2 separate regions of the Mus musculus genome follow, and region 1 is linked to region 2. Evidence: chromatin loops called from intact Hi-C (ENCODE). Cell type or tissue: gastrocnemius. All regions are shown on one strand. Each heading gives the region's core, and the rest is flanking DNA. Links, peaks and the distances in the headings are about the cores only.

Region 1 (8,338 bases), core at 163-8,162, 110 kb before region 2:
GGCCTGTGTACTGTAGTTAAAAGAGAAAATGTTTATTCCCACGTGTTTGTATACCTTTTCTTAAGATAGCTTAATATTCTTCAGTTACCCAGGTCAAATTTTTGTGTAATCCCCTGAATAATGTTTTCTTTGAGAAAAAAAAAAAGGAAAATGTGAGTTTTGAACTCTGCCAGAGTTTTGTTTTTGTTTTTTGTTTTTTTTTTCAAGACAGAGTTTCTCTGTGTAGCCCTGGCTGTCCTGGAACTCACTCTGTAGAACAGGCTGGCCTCGAACACAGAAATCCGCCTGCCTCTGCCTCCCGAGTGCTGGGATTAAAGGCGTGCGCCACCACACCCAGCACTGCCAGAGATCTTGATATAATTTTATTGTTACTTGGGTGGAGAGCTGGGGGTGAGGTTGATTTCTTGGTTTATTCTTAAAATCTGACTTAACTACTGATTTTAATTCAAAGGATACAGGATCAACAACTGTGGGTTTGATGAATGTTTTTAGAGTTCTGGATTATTCATGTGCCCGTTTACATAGACTATATTTAGGTTATGTTTTGCTCCAACTGCTAAACATTTGAAACAATCTAGTAAGAACACTAATTATAGGTATTTAGAACTAAACAGCTGATTACAGGTTGAGTGATAGCAATTTTTCACTTCTGACTCTGTGTGCTTCTCACACGATGTCACTTCCACACACAAATTAACAAGAGACCAGAAATCTTACAGAACCAGTTATGGCTCTAAGCCTTATTTTATGTCCCTAAGATGTCATATGGTATTGTTGTCTATTAAATAATAATCAGTAGACGTATTTTGAAATCAGAATGCATAAGGAAAAAATTAATGAAATAACCTCAAATTAATAGACATCTGAAGTTTATGTCTGAAAGTTTGTTAATCAAATCCACTTCACATTGAACAAATTGTGCTCTATTCTCTCCTTAGGCTATTCCTTTCACTCTTCATAACCCATTATATCTCTAGGTTCTAAAAGACACTTGAGCATTTTGTGATTCACTGAAATCCAATTGCCCATATTTGAAGATTCCAGTTCATTGGATGTGGTGAGCTTATTTTATTTTCTGCAAGTTATTCTCTTTGTATCAGAGAGTTCCACGGTCGTTGGTTATAGAATTTGAGTTATGTTCTTAACATTGTGACTGACTTCTCTCCCAAATCTGCACACAGTTTAGACTGAAAATGAATGTGTTGAAGCATCACCAAATGCTTTTTTATGCAAATGGCCTAACCTATAGTCCTCTGTGCTGCCACGGGACACCCAGCCTGGGGCCAGCGGTTAGTATTTGTTTTTATACTACAGTGTCTTGAAGCCTGTGTTGTCTCAGCAATATGCTGTATTGGAAACAAGAAACTAAACAGTGCATTTCCAGTAACCTGGCATCTATTTTCATCGCATTCCAGAAAAAAAAAATGAGCCCCTGTGACATTTCTTCGGTTATGATGATCAGCAAACTTGCTTGGCAAATGGTAAGTGGATCTGACCAAGGTATCAAATAAAACCAACTCACCATTCCTAAAGATCTGAACATTTGGCTGAAGGTCCAGTATAACCAGGTGTTTATAATTTAGTTTTTGTTATTTACTGGGGTGAAGAATATGATATCTACCTGTTGTGATGTATGGCTCTACTGGAGAGGCTGAAGCATGAGCGCTGCTTGAGCCCAGGAGTTCAAGACCAACCTTGGCAACGTATCGAGCTCCGTGTTCACAAATACACAAAACAGCTAATAAACCAAATAACCCCTGTCCTAACAATAACAACAACCAAGACAAAAATCTAAAATCAGGTTTGTGGTGACATTGTGACTTGGGTAAAAGCCCCTTTAGTTTTTACTTTCTCAACTGTGGTTTAACAATGAACAGCACCCTGTTTTAGAAATATAAAATAAACGTCTGAAAAGAAAAACAAAACAAAACAAAACAAAACAAAACAAAAAGCCAAGTTTGCTCAAGCAAGTCTACTCTCCTATAAACCTTGCAATCGATCCAGCTTATGTGTTAGGGGCATGCAATCCATTGATGATAATTGTTTCATGAAGGTAAAATGTAACATTCAAACACCAATTCATAGCTACCCGGTGACAAGCATGTGACAGTTAAATATTAATGTCTCACATGAATACAATTTGAGAAATGAGCTGAAGTTAAATAATACATATTGTGTCTCTAAAAGGGAAGTGGTATGATGATTCACCAGTGGAAGCCAGACACAAAGCTCCTCCCACTCCCAGGGAAGACAGGTGGAGTCAACATTTAGCACATTGTCGTACTGTTGATATCTTTCCACTATTTAGCAAATGAGAACGTATCTTTTGTCAATTCTTCCCCCAAAGCTGTGAGAAGACCTAGTGTTCTCAATAAACAGAGAGCATCAAAGCTAGCATGCTGCAGTATGTTATGGGTCCTTTATCTTTTCCTGTTTTTGAAAGTAAAAATAACAGATTTAGTCATTCGGTTGGCAATTTTAGTAAATTTGGAATGTACAGGTTTTTTTTTGTATTTTGTTGTTGCTGTTTTTGTTTTTGTTTTTTGTTTGTTTTGTTTTTTGGTTTATGAGACAGGGTTTCTCTGTATAGCTCTGGCTGTCCTGGAGCTCACTTTGTAGACCAGGCTGGCCTCAAACTCAGAAATCCGCTTGCCTCTACCTCTCAAGTGCTGGGATTAAAGGCATGTGCCACCACAGCCCGGCTGGAATGTACAGTTTTATATGTTGATTTAGGCATGTAAAAAAAATCACCTATGTGCGAATGTCCCATATGAGATAACCATACACATGCTTGTGTGGGCCTGCATACACACGAAAGCAAAGAGTTCCACTTCTCTGGCAATCTTTTGGCCCTTTCAAGATGACTGCTTAGAGCCTCAAGCGACTGAATTGGTATTCTTTGTTTATCCTTTCGTCATCTGAATTTATATTTATCTTCCAAAAGACTTCTTTTGGTCTTCAGATTCCTTTCCCTCACAAAGTTACCCTTGTTTCCCAGCTCCTCCATTGCTTGCTCACCATGCTTTCTCACCATTTGGGTTTGTTTCTAAATCCCCCTCCCTGGTGATGGGCAAGCTGAAGAAAGGCTTGTGTTCTCACCCAGCAACACTGAGCACCTAATAGGCTTGGTGTGCAGAACTAGTGAGCTAACACAGCAAAGTGTACCTCGAGACTGAAAGAAGGAGTAAGTTGGATAACTCTTTGAACACTGAGACTGCCCTGGGATGTGGCAATGCCCCATGATGTGAAAAACTAAACGGTGGTATCTAGGGTCACACGTGTCACCAGGACCACCTTGAGGTACCAGCGTGAAAACTATTGTGACATTGGGGATGATTCTTTGAATGAAGTGGGTAACCTTTAACACAAAAAACATTTCTTGGAGGAGTGGGCTAGTTCCCTTAAGACAAGTTTGAGTGCTTAAAAAAGCTTATGATGCATCTTGAACGTGAATAACTTTACAGACATCCCAACATTCGATTGGTTTCCATATTTCTTTTTCTTGTAACTAGATGGCATTTGTGTGTGTGTGTGTGCTTCATAAGTGAAACAATAATGTAATGGCCTATCCCCTTGTTTCATAGCTTAACATTTTATTTGTTCGTGGTAGATGTTCAACCCAATCATTGTAAACACTCCTGTCTCCCCTGGGTTCATGGCTGCCATTTACCAATAGCAAGACTTGAGTGGCTCAGTTCATAGCACTGTTTTACTAAAGTCTGCCCTTCTCCAAGGGTCAGAATGTAAGCGCTGTTTTCTCTGAGATCAACGTTTGTTTTGCCCAAGCACAGATGGTGACTGAATAAAAGTCAATGAAAGGAGGAAAGGACCTGCCCAGAACCACAGGCACGAGTCACAACAGGCCCTGGAGAGAGCAGCCTATGACAGGAAGTGGCCTTCCAGCCCCCACCTCCACACTCAGCTCAGCCTTCTGCATGGAAGGAAAAATCACACCCAGGAAAGAGGCCCTTGCTTCCTTCTGTTTAAACTCTCAGCCGGGACTATTATTCTAAAGAAAGCACACTGCCCTTCAAGATTTCTCAGGTCTTGTTACCCTTGGGAACTAATGTAAGCGTTTTCTCTGCAAATGGGCCCTGGGAAATAGGAAGAGCAGAGAGCAGGTGGCAAAAACTTCTGTAAGCTTCAGAATCAACCCATGTGTCCCCTCTCACCAGATGTGCAGACAGCTGAGGGTAGCAAACAGGATACCCGCAATGAAGGCCAAGGGGATGGCCAGAAATACGGTCAGGAACTTGTACATCACATATTTGCTGATTTCAAAGAGAGCATGGCTGCAGATCCACACTTTGTCAAAGGAGTGTGTAGTCTCAGGCTCTGCAATCAGATCCTCGAAGCCTAGCTGCAGAGACAAGATGCAAGGACTCATGACGTCATCCAACCTGTCGGGGATAGGGTCGGGGTGGGGAGGGAACGAAGTTGGTGGGGGTGGGGGGTGTGGTGGCAGAAGCACTCTAAGAAGGGGAAGTCCGAAGGAAAGGCGACCTGGCTAGAGTATCTTCAGCTTTTCTTAGAGTGACACTGGGCACACAGGAGTTGGACACTGTGTGGCTGTTCAGGGAGCCTGAAGGCTGTGGGACCAGGGCAGAGTGCCAATGGAACCAGCATTAGCAATGGGACCAACCCCCACTGTTGGGGAGAAGGTCAAGAGTCATCCTCCTGCAGCATACAAGGGACCCTTAGCAGCCTCCAGCCTAGATGAGTGATAGCCCAGCCTGAAACTCACCTTGAGATGAGAGTTGAGCTGGTGAGGATCCCGGTCGTGACTCGAGTCAACATACTTCTCAGGATCTGCGTAGTCAACGCCACTGTGGTGGCTGTAGGCGTCATCGGCCATGAAGAGCTGCACATCGGCCTTCTCGGTCTCCAGCCCCATCGTGGCTGGCGTTGCAAGAGTGGCTCGGTCGTTCGGTCCCTAGGCAGCCCTGCCTCCCCTTCCCGTGGCGCTCAGCCCCGCCCCGCCTGGCTTCGCCCTGCCTAGCCTCGGGCTGCCCGGGCGGCGGCCGCTTCCCGCTGCCGGTTCCCGCTCCCAGCCTTGGCTGGCCGAACCCCGCCCCGCCCCGCCGGGCCTGCGGGGAGGGAGGGCACCTCTCCAGTTGTTTGCCAAAGCCCCAAGGAGCCCGGGGAACCGGCTCGATGAGTCATCTCCTGGCTTGGTGAAGCCGGGCAAAGCAGACCTCCCGGGCCACTTGGCTTGCAGTCCGAACAGGGATGCTTAAAGGCAGACAGATTGGTCAGGGAGGTGTGTGTACTGGAAGAAGGTCTGGAGGTGCTAGGGGGCAAGCATTAGGGAAGTCTACATGCATCTACTGGTTGGATTAGAGTTGTGGCACCTGCTCCTCAGAGCTATCCTGAGAGAATGAGATGTTAATTCCTAACTTTTACTTGGTCCCCAACTCACAGCAAGCATTGTAGCTGAATCGTGAGGCTAAGGCGTACCTTGTTGATAGATAATGGACTGCAGCAGCCCTTTCGTTTTGTTTTTGTTTCCCCAGAGTTGGTTATGTAAGTTGTTATAGGAGTTTGTTGCCATCATACCCCAAGGATAGGTCTGCTCTTCTGCCTCCAAACTACAACTAACTTTGGATTTTCCCTTAAATCAGGATTTTGTTCAAAGACTGCAGGAACTAATGCCGTGCAGACAGGTCTGTAATGCCATCGTAGGAGCAGCATAAACAAGCATATAACTACATCATGGTACATGGATAAGCCCGCTGACCATTCTCTCAAGAGCTTCAGTAGGGAGGAGTTGGCATAAAGAGTTTGCCATCTGGTAACCTAAAACTTTGCCTGCGCGAAATAGGAACTTGGTGAGTATAGATATGGAATGATGCTTTCAGTTTGCCCAGACCCCAAACTATAGTACCAAAGAATGGGCATTGCTCTGGACAGCCGGCTTTAGAGCCTGCTGCACAAATCAAATCCCTTGTAGGAAATGGATTTGAAGGTTTCTTTGGAAAAGGAAAGGCTATTTGGGGAGTAATACAAGTTACAAAACAACCAACTAAACAACCTGGGAACTGATCGGAGAACATATTTGGAAGGCAAAACTCTAAATGTCATAGTTGAATAGGGAGTGTATCTTCTTCCACTGCAGTGTGTGGGTCATCATGTCAGTAATGCAGAATGGCGCAGGGTTGAATCCCACGTCCTGGAGGCTTCTTCTCTCGCCCCCTCACCGAGTCCCGTTACTCAAGCTTCCCCCTCCCCCTGATTATACTTTTCCTTCCTGGTTTTATTTAAATCCTTTTTAATTCGAAGGGGTGGTATAGGCCTTACACTCACTGTTTTCTCAGCACTTCACCATCCTGCATTCATTCGGACTTTCTGAGAATCAGATAGGGTCTAGATGCTACGCCCGATGGCAGGAGTTTGAAGGGGAGGCCTTCATGTTGATTTCCAGGGTTTGGAAGAGACAGTTTAGATCCATTTAATCTTTTTGTAAAGCTTACATTTCCTCAAAGTTGTAAGGTCTTTCTCAAGAAGAAGAAAAAGCATGGCTGCAGTCAGGGTGGTGGCCAGACATCTAACCCTGGGGCTTCATCCCTTCCAAGTCTTCCAGATACCTTCACATTTCCATTGTCCTCCTTAGGACAATTGAAAGACCTATTGCAAATAACTGCTGAGTTTTCAAGCAGTGGAGACAGGCCATGGAGAGGTAAAACTGCCATGTCTTTTATTGGGCAGTTACAGTTAAAGATTCATTTGTAAAATTATAGGTATTTATAAAAGTTGTCTCTGAAGCCCATGATAAAAATAGAACCTGACTAGAGTTGGCGTATGCCATGAAGAATTCAATAGAGAAAGACTCACATACTGACTTACTGAATATATCCCTCTACCATGGGTTGGGACTTGATGACACTCTTATTTTTAATAACATGCTTGCCCGGTTCACTATTTTAATTCAAGTTTTTTTTTAAGCCTTTCTATAAAATGATTTTGTTTATCTTCTTAGAATATTCTTATACTATGGCAGCTACCATTATTTTGAAGGGGATTAAAACAGCATGATTCTACACAGCAAAGATGGTCTTATTCATGCTAAACTGATAGATTTTCTAAGAAAGAGAAAAATTAAAGAAGATGTTGCAGCCAAATGGCCGAGTCCACACTAGAACTTCCAGTGTGCGGGATTATCCTCCAATGAGCCTCAAAAGCAATTCAATTATAAGGAAGGAGACGTTAAATTTCATATAAAATCAATGCTGGTGCTGTCTTTTTCTAGCTATTATCATGTATCTTGCCTTCTAATAAGAGTTTTAGGTGTCATATTAAAATTATGGTGGAGTACAACTTGATCATAAATTAGTATTTGTGAGTAGGATTTCGTTCCTTCATTTTCTCATTACACTGTAACAAAGATCTTTTTTGGCTTATTGTAATGTGTTTATGGATACACATATGAATAAAATCAGTTTTTCTCTTTAGTTTTCTTCTCAAATCACAAACACATCTTCTAGTGTCCCATATTGTTCACATACAGCTCTACTCCTTGGTTATTCATGGAACTGGTTATTCATGGAAATAATTTCTTGATATTTAAAGCACTTGGGTTAAAGGAGGCTTGCTCAACTTCCAAATTATTGGCATTTTCAGCCAGATCACCCTGTGCTTTGAGGGCTTATCCCAAGAACTGTACATTTAGCAACATCCCTGGCTTCTGCCTCACTAGCTGCAGATAATACTGCCCAGTCATGACAACACCAAATGTTTCCAGACATTGCCAAATGTCCCCTGAGGACCCAAGTCACCTTTCCCTGCCTTTTCTGAGTCCGAGAACCATGGAATTCACCATTATTGAACTATGTCACATGAACAGGAAAAAACCCGAGGCCTCACTGCCCACTAATAAACCCTCGCTTAAGACAAAGTTTGAAATTGTACTAATAATTTATTAGAAAACCCAATTCTTAATTGTGAAACATCTTTGTAGCTACAAAAAAGCTAAGTCCAACATTACATATAAATTTATTTTAAAAAGTTAAATATAAGGACTTTATCTATTCTTTAAGTTTTTCAAAATAATTAGCATTCAATATTTCAATATAAGATTGTTATTGTTTAAGAGATATACAGACCTATGAAGAGACTCCCAGAAGCAATGTTCAAACCTTGTCTGTTTGCCATACCCCCTACACTTTTCTTCACAAATGTATGGGTTGTTTAGATGATTATATCTAGAAAACGATAAATTTGGGGATGTCTTGATCCTTCATATTTCATCTTAAGACCATATTAAGTTCTGGGATTTTTGGCAAATCTCACCTATTGAATAATTTCCCCAAATTTTAGGTGACTTTAATTGAGGAATCCATGT
Region 2 (8,338 bases), core at 122-8,121:
ACATCGTGCCCAGGAGCCATGGATTCTAACCTGAACAAAACTATGCTAGGCCAGGCCAACTTCATGGTTCCCTGAATGCCACATGTGCAAAGGGAGACAAAAAGAAAATGTTAGATCTCCTGGAGCTAGAGTTACAGACAATTGTAAACCAGTCCATATGAGCGCTGAGAAATGAGCCCAGGTCCTGTGAAAGATGAGCTAGTGCTCTTAGCCACTGACCAATCTTTCTAGCTCCCATGTTTTAAATTTTACGAGACAATAGAGAAGTCACTCCCTCTGCTGCAAGAAGTTGCTTCATATTTATTCTTGAAGATATATTCACTTTACATTCCAATCAAAGCACCAGTTCCTCTTAGTCCCCCCAAAAATACCCCCCATCCCCTCTCCCTTTCACCTCTGAGAAGGAAGGTGTCTATTCTGGGTACCAATCCACTCTAGTACTTCAAGTCACTGCAGGAGTAGGTAAATCCTTTCCCACTTAGGCCGGGCAAGACTCCCCATTTAGGGGAGCAGGCAAGCAACAGAGTCAGGGTAAGCCTCCACTCCAGTTGCGGGGGAACCCTCACGAAGACCAAACTGCACATGTGCTACATATGTGTGGGGCAGGGGACTAGGTCCAACCCATGTATGTTCTTCAGTTATTGGTTCAGTCTCTGGGAGCCCCCAAAGGTCCATGTTAGTTGACTCTGTTGGTCTTCTTATGGAGTTTCTATCCCTTCTGTGTGCCTCAATCCAAGAAGTTTGTTCTTTGGTATTGAACCATCTTTATGTTTAAGATAGAAGGAGATTATCCTAATGGCTGTGAGAGAATGAGGCAGCAGAGATGAAGAAGCCAGAGCTTGACTGAGTGCCAGAATCTATAGTGTCATTTATTTCATATGCTGGTTGCTGGGCCCGGGGAAATACACCTTCTGTTTATGCTTGCAAACCTCGCTTTCATCTCCAGATAAAAGTGTAGAGGGGAAGTTGCCAAAATTAGTCCACCTTTTGGGTCCAGGCCATGGTTTAAACTTAGATATAAAAGAGATCAAAGAGTTTCCATTCTAATTCAGATAGTAGCCTCATGGCAGTGCAGCTGGGGGCAACATAGACCCTCTGAAGCCTCTCCCATTATGAACTTCTCACAGGCGCTTCTGGGCTGCAAGGCACAAAAGGAGGCAGCCATGTGTCTGATTGTGAAAGGACTGCCTGCCTTCCTGCACCTGACAGAGAAGTGCCTGTGTGGGTGTCTGTAGGTAGCCTCCTGGGTAACTCCCAGTTTCTCCTGAAGGCAGCCTGGAGATGAATAGGCAGTTTCTCTCCTGGCCCCTGCAGAGGGGATTGTGTCCCCAGTGTTTCTTGTAGATGAAGCAAATCTCTTTGAAGGTTCTTCTTAGTGAGATCAGAGAACTATCACCCTTCTTCATTTTATTATTGTATTTTAGTTGTGTAAGGGGAACACATGTGAACACACACGTGGGTGGAGGGCAAAGGTTGACACCAGATACTCTCTCTGTTCATTTTCTAACTTACCTTTTGGACAAGTCTTCATTGGACCCGGAACTAACCCATTTGGCTAGACTGGCAAAAGATGGAGCCCCAGGAGGCCTCCAGTCACACATCCACAGTTCTGTGTTTGCAGGCATGTGCTATGGCACTAGAGTTTTACATGGGGACCCGGGACTCCAAACTCAGGTCCTCATGTTTGCAGAGCAAAGACTTGAAGGGGGAGCAGAGCAAACACTTTAGTGATCAAGTCATTTCCCTATTTCTTTTAGGTTTATATCTTTATGTATTATATTTAGGTTTCAAAGAAGAACTTCAGAATAACGTTCCTGGGGGGTGAAGTAGAAGTAGTTAGCAGACCCTTGGGCTCTGAGCATGAATAGGACCATCAGATATTTATTATCCCAAACAGGAACTCTTGTGAGCACTGAGGCACATTTGTAATTGAACCTGAACTAAGCTGAGACTGTCTTAACAAATCTGGTTGTGCAACCAATCCTGCCCAGGGTACTGGGAAATTTCTGGCCCTTAGACACTAGTCTATTACATTTTTCTTACATGTGGCTGGGCATGTTCTAGTCACTCCCTTTGGGTTATTACAGATGACCATTCTCTGCCTGTGACAGGAACCTAACAGAAAGAAAAAAAATGGCTAAAAAATTTCCGGATGAGTCAGAACACAGACCCTTTGTTAAATGATACAGCTCCAGAATAGAATCTGTAGCAAAGAAAATGGTCTGTACCGAGCCTTTAAAGAAGTCTTTCAATTGATTTTTTTTTTCTTAAGGGATGCCACTACCCACTATTTACAAAGACAGACTTGAAGGGGGAGCAGTAATCCCGCGGGCTGTTTCTAGCAAAGAGGTGGACATTCAGTACCAGGGACACAAGCCCGCTGTTGTAGCTGTCCTGCACTGTTGGTGTGTGTGTGTGTGTGTGTGTGTGTGTGTGTGTGTGTGTGTGTGTGTGTCTTATTTTTGTCTTCGCTCTGTAGCCACATGGCTGTGTTCCCTTTCTGTTTGTTTTCCCATTTCCCTTCTAAATATTTTGCATCATCTGGGAGACTTTGCCAGGCCGAGGTCGGCTCGCTGGAGGACTGCATTCCTCTGATCTGTGGCATTAGGTTGTTGCCATGGCAAAGGCTGCTTACCAGGAGGAACACTTCTCGGAGCTGGGCAATTCCGAGCTCGTTTCTTCCTCTCCTGCACATGCTTGGCTATTCTGACAGCCACACCGGCCCAGAGAGGGCTTTCTCCAATCGTAAACTATGTTCCTGGAACGTGAACTTCATTTTGTTTGCCTTTCAAGATACAGAAGTATTTGGTTCTGTTTATTTTTGTTCCAGATGGGCAGGGCCCTCTTGCCTGTTCTGACTAATCCACTCGTCAGGGCTGGAATCTCCTAACAGTTCCTTCCTCCAGGTAAGTCACGCCACTCAAACCTGTGAGGCAAAAATGCCACAGAGGACAAACGGTGACCCCGTAGTTAACAAAGGCAAGCCATTTGACAGAGGCCTCTGTTGACTGTAAGGATGGCTGGAGGTTCTCTCTCTCTCTCTCTCTCTCTCTCTCTCTCTCTCTCTCTCTCTCTCTCTCTCTCTCTCTTTCTTTCTTTTTTTCAAGAGAAGAAAAGCTTAGTCCTAACTGGACAGGTCTTCCTTCTCACATTCTTGTAGGGGAACTCCGCCTGGGGCGAGATAAGGGCTCAGGGTTGACACCCTGATTATGCCTACCTCTTTATTTGTTATATGTGGACATCGACGCCATCTAATTAATAAGAGCAGGAAACAGTTTTTGTTTTCTCATTGGAGGAAAACATGAAGTAACGGTTTTATCTTAATTTGTCAGGCCTTGCCCTAGAGACCACGGCCATGTGGGCAGATGGCCAAAAGCTGTTCTAAGGCCCAGGCACCAACACCTAAATATAAAAAAGAATGCTAATTGGTTTTCCAGCTGAAAAAGAATAAGGGCCACAGTGCCAAAAAAGGAAACCCCGAGTTTACACAATAGAACCTGATAGCAATCTGGGGCCTCCATTTGTCCTCCTATGGAGAGCGAAACAAAGGGAGGAATTTTGCTCATCCGCCTCTGTAGAAAGCCCGGGCTCTAGTGCAGCTTGGTGCAGCACCAGGCTTCCCACCGTGTTCCTGCCAAATCTTCAAGATTTTTCCTGGCTGCTGTTCAGGAAAGTACAGATCTGTCCGCAGCACGGAAAGTTAAAAAGGCCCTGCTTGGATACGCTGAGTATATACAAACACTGCCTGACGTATGGAGCGGGTGGCTTCGGCACAAGCTGCTACTGGCCTCCTAAGCCACCGGTGGGAGACTGGTAGAAGTCATTTTGATGAAGTAATTGGGATTTTAGCAAGAGAAGACTAATAGACATATTTTCAGAAAATCGGCATGCCTTTTTCACTTTAAGGACTACTCACCTTACTTTTCTCATTAGTACATCGACTAACTTTCAAAACGCAAATCATGTGGTGACTGAACTGGGTCACATTGAGCCATCTCTAACATAAAGGTTGATTCTGTCATCTCTAGATGCAGGGCACTAATTACTGTCACCATGAAGGGCACTTGACTAGGAGCCACTGTCCCCGCAGGGGTCTGAGCTGAGACTCTGACACCGATTTGCTGGTTGGCAGTCTTGTCTGGAACTTCATCCTGTAAGTCCGGGAGAACCTCACCAATGAGAGTGTGACTCATTAAAAAGGATTTTGGGAGAAAGTCAATCGGCTGTCTGTGAATTCTAGGCTGCCTTGGTCTATAGAGCAACCAGCCAGGGCTACATAGTAGACCATGTCTCCTCTACTGAACAAAAGAGTTTGAAGTCAGAATGTTGCTCTCATTTCATTGCCGTCACTGGAGAATTCAGTTATTAATTAATGCAAGGTGTAGTGAATTTTCGTATGTATGTGTACGTGTTTGTTTGTATGGGCGCATAAGTGTGCAAAGGGCAGAGGTTGCGATTAGGGTGTTTTTTCTTTTTTCTTTTTTGGAATGAGATCGCTCACTGAGCACGGAGCTTAGCTGTTCTGTCATACTGTCTAGCCAGATACTCTGGGGATCCTCGTGTTTGCACCCCAGCGTTGTGATTCTACGGGCATCCCATTATGTTTGGCTCTTTTCCTGGGTGCCGGGAATCTGAATTCAGGACCTCATGCTTGTATGGGAAACACCTCACTGAGTGAACCATCCATCCAGACTCCTTAAAGTGATCTTTAATTATGTGTTTTTGTTTGTTTGTTTGTTTGTTTTTATTGGATATTTTCATTATTTATATTTCAAATGTTTTCCCCTTTCCAGATCTCCCCTTTGAAAATGCACTATCCCATCCCCCCTCCCCCTGCCTCTATGAGGGTGCTCCCCCACCCACCCACCCACCCACTCCAGTCTTCCAGCCCTGGCACTCCCCTACACTGGGGAATTGAACACCCCCAGGGCCAAGGAGCACTCCTCCCACAGACATCCAACAAGACCATCCTCTGGCACGTATGCGGCCAGAGCCATGGGTCCCTCCATGTGTACTCTTTGGATAGTGGTCCGGTCCTAGGGAGCTCCAGGGGGTCTGGCCGGTTGACATATTTGCTCTGTGGATGCTTAAAGGCTTCTTAGAAGGGGGAACAAAATACTCAACTGGAGGAAATATGAAGACAAAGTGTGGAGCAGAAACTGAAGGAAAGGCCATCTAGAGACTGTCCCACCTGGGGATCCATCCTATATACAGTTACCAAATCCAGACGCTATTGTGGATGCCGGGAAATGCTTGAAGACAGGAGCCTGATATAGCTGTTTCCTGAGGGGCTCTGCCAGTGCCTGACAAATACAGAGGCAGATGCTCTCACAGCCGACCACTGGACTGAGCTCAGGATCACTGATAGAGGAGTTGGAGAAGGGACTGAGGAGCTGAGCGGTGATTTTTAATTATGATATATATATGTGTGTGTGTGTGTGTGTGTGTGTGTGTGTGTGTGTGTGTGTATACACACACATGTATATATACATATATACATATATATGTATACACACATACATATACACACACACTATATATATGACATATATATAGCACACATCATCAGGGCTGAGCATATCTTTATAAATAAATCTAAGAAAAATATAAAACAGGTATAGTAATTATTCCAACACCTATGATGCTTATAAGACTAGTCATATGTTTAATGATACAGCTAAATTTAACCCTTTCAAATACAAAGATATTTGGCAAATATGAAAACTTATTCTCAAAGCAACCATCTATCCCTAAGTAACTGACTTAGACTTAAAATTTTAATCCCAAACTTCAGGGTTTTTCCCATCTCACTATGTGTTGTGCAAGCAGCTTTTCCCCCATACTATCAATGTGGTTGGTGGGCCAGAAATAATAAAATACAAGCAGCTACCTAATTACCTGCCTACAACAGTCTGTGGACAGAGAATTTTGGAAAAAGTGAATAGGAACAGGTAAGCATTACTACCATCCTACCCAAAAGATACCCACTAACTGTAGAGTTGTGTTGCTTTTCTATGGAAACTTCCTGAAGGGCAAGAAGTGGATTTCACTTGACTTTCATCCATCACTGTGCTTAGGACAACACTGCACGTGCGCACAAACACACACACACACACACACACACACACACACACACACACACACACACACACACACAGTGTCCTGAACACAAGAAGATCCCAGATTTTACAAAACAGTTCCCTTTCTAATCTTTCTTTTTTAGCACCACTAAACATTCTGTATCCCCTGGTGTGCCTCAGTCCCAGATACAAGACTCCCAGATCTGATGGCCTTCCTGGGTAGTCTTCTCATTCTGACTGGGGCCAGGGCCACTGAGAACATTTCTGATACTGGTGAAGAAGTGGGGTTTTTTTTGTATCTGAAAACATGTCAGGAACCTAGAAGCTGGAAAATAGTTTCAAATTCTTGCTTGGCCTTTGTAACTAGACAACTGTAGAATACACTTATATTGTCTTTAGTAGATCAATACCATCGATGTTGGTAACTTTAGAGAAAGGTACTAAAAAATTTAATCTCATACCATTTGTGTTTTCCAATTCCTGTAATTGATGTTACAATCAAATACAGTAGTGAATTTAAGACCTTTTTTTTAAAAATCATATAATCAACCAATACATCTTTAAGATACTGTCTTGTTCTTGGACTCTCTATGATTATTGTACTTGTCTAAGAGTATTTAAGAATGAACATCATGTCTCAATTGGTGACAATTCAAAGTGCCATTTGTATGATAATTACTTTTGTTTCCCATGGATGCCCTAAAGTCAGCATTTGGTAAAGCTGAACTGAGTCAGGCTAATCTTTGTGTGGAAGAAAGCTGGTTCCTTGCCACAATGTAAAGATGTTTCTTTAATGTATCCTTTATCCTCTAGTGACCAAGGCTTGCATTAGGCCTTAGACAAAAATATATACTCACAAGTGCATTATTTGGGGGCTTCTTGTCTTGAGTACATCAGTATAATAAATGAAACCAAAGGGATAGTTGAAGTTTTATTTACACTGTCTTACCTGCTGGTTTCCAAAAGATAACTGCCTCTCTCGCCTGTGTATTAAACTTCCTTGAAGTACTTACTAGCATCCTTTGAAGGCAGCCACTGTAACCTGGGAGCACTTTAGACACTGATTTCTATGTAGAACAAATCCTGGACTTTTGGAGCTCCTGATCTACTGTGCTTCTCTGAGAAGCAGCTATTTGCACATTCTTCCTGCAGTGCCTAGAGGGAAGTATTAATAGCACTTGACCTTTGGGAGAGGATCACAAGGAAGAATATTGTGGGAGACATCTGATCCAGCATGACCAGGCACAGTGCCCTTCCCTCAAAGCACAGACTAGTTTCTGTACTAGCTCTTTGTTCTCCCATCATCCAGTATATGGATATTTTCTTCTCACCCTTCCACATCCACACCCAAGATAACATGCATTCTGATATCCTTTCCCCTCCACATCCTCATCTCTACCTCTTCCGCCGCTTCCTCACTCTTAATTTCTTCCTCCTTTCTTCCCATTCCAACTCTTTCTCTCCATTCTCCTCTTCCTTCTACTTCTGTATCAGAATCTCCTTGTGTAGCCGATGATGATCTTGAACTAGCTATCCCCATCTCAGCCTGCCTTGGGTGAGATTACAGATGTACAGCCCGATGCATAGTTATGATGTTAGAGCTTGAGCTTCCTTTGGGAATAACAAGAATTCTTATTCCCATCTCTAGAAAGACTTCATGTTGGCCTGAGGAGAAGGAGGAGAAATATCACCCTTACATGCCAAAATGGGGCTGACAGGGTGGCATGGACTGGGATGTATTCCGGAGTATGCCATTATTGTGCTGCAGAACGTGGTGGGACTTTTGGTAAAACAAATGATTAAGCAACAACAGCAGCAGCAGCAACAACAACAAACTGTTCTTATTTATGGGCCCATCAGTTAAGAAAGAAGCTATATTCTACTTTGTTCAACAAGACTGATTTTTATGGCCTTTGCACACATGTGACTGATTCCCAAGTTATATACACCACAAAAGGAGTGGTATACAAATGCTTAGCATATTAAACTGCTTAACTTCAATGTCTGTGGACTTCCAAAGCCACAGAAGAGTACAATTACAAACTAGAAATATTTTCTTAAAAATATCACAGCATCAGGGTTAGGAATGATATCGCTCCAATTTTAGTATATGTGCTACCAAGGTGAGCACAGGTAGGTAGTATTAATGCTATCACATAGGGCTTAGAACGTAGGAACAAAGTAGATGAGTGAAAAATGTATCATAAAGGACTACATAAAACTTTAAAACAACATTTTCTTTTAAGTGGTTTTAATCT

The links. A loop is a pair of places that touch in the nucleus more often than their neighbours do. Peaks named below come from ENCODE experiments on the same cell type or tissue, not always from the same donor. Only the 100,000 strongest peaks of a DNase experiment are listed, where the experiment ranks them.
Region 1: it touches region 2 in a loop (5-fold over the local background); 8 of 42 quality-filtered maps call a loop at or near these places.

What each region holds. Positions count from the first base shown.
Region 1 is chr6:17,277,917-17,286,254 of GRCm38, reverse strand. Cav2 (caveolin 2) reads right to left here and starts at 5,070. Exons shown (of 3, transcript NM_016900.4): 1 at 4,745-5,070; 2 at 4,173-4,360. The coding sequence starts at 4,894. In gastrocnemius, for the core only: no CTCF peak of the experiment used is centred there; DNase peaks (open chromatin) are centred at 4,645 and 5,033; H3K4me3 peaks cover 5,417 bases; H3K27ac peaks cover 6,482 bases.
Region 2 is chr6:17,165,939-17,174,276 of GRCm38, reverse strand. Gm4876 (predicted gene 4876) reads left to right here and starts at 2,444. Exons shown (of 3, transcript NR_153844.1): 1 at 2,444-2,906. In gastrocnemius, for the core only: a CTCF peak has its summit at 3,644; DNase peaks (open chromatin) are centred at 3,614, 4,090, 4,592, 5,005 and 2 more places; H3K4me3 peaks cover 2,734 bases; H3K27ac peaks cover 6,996 bases.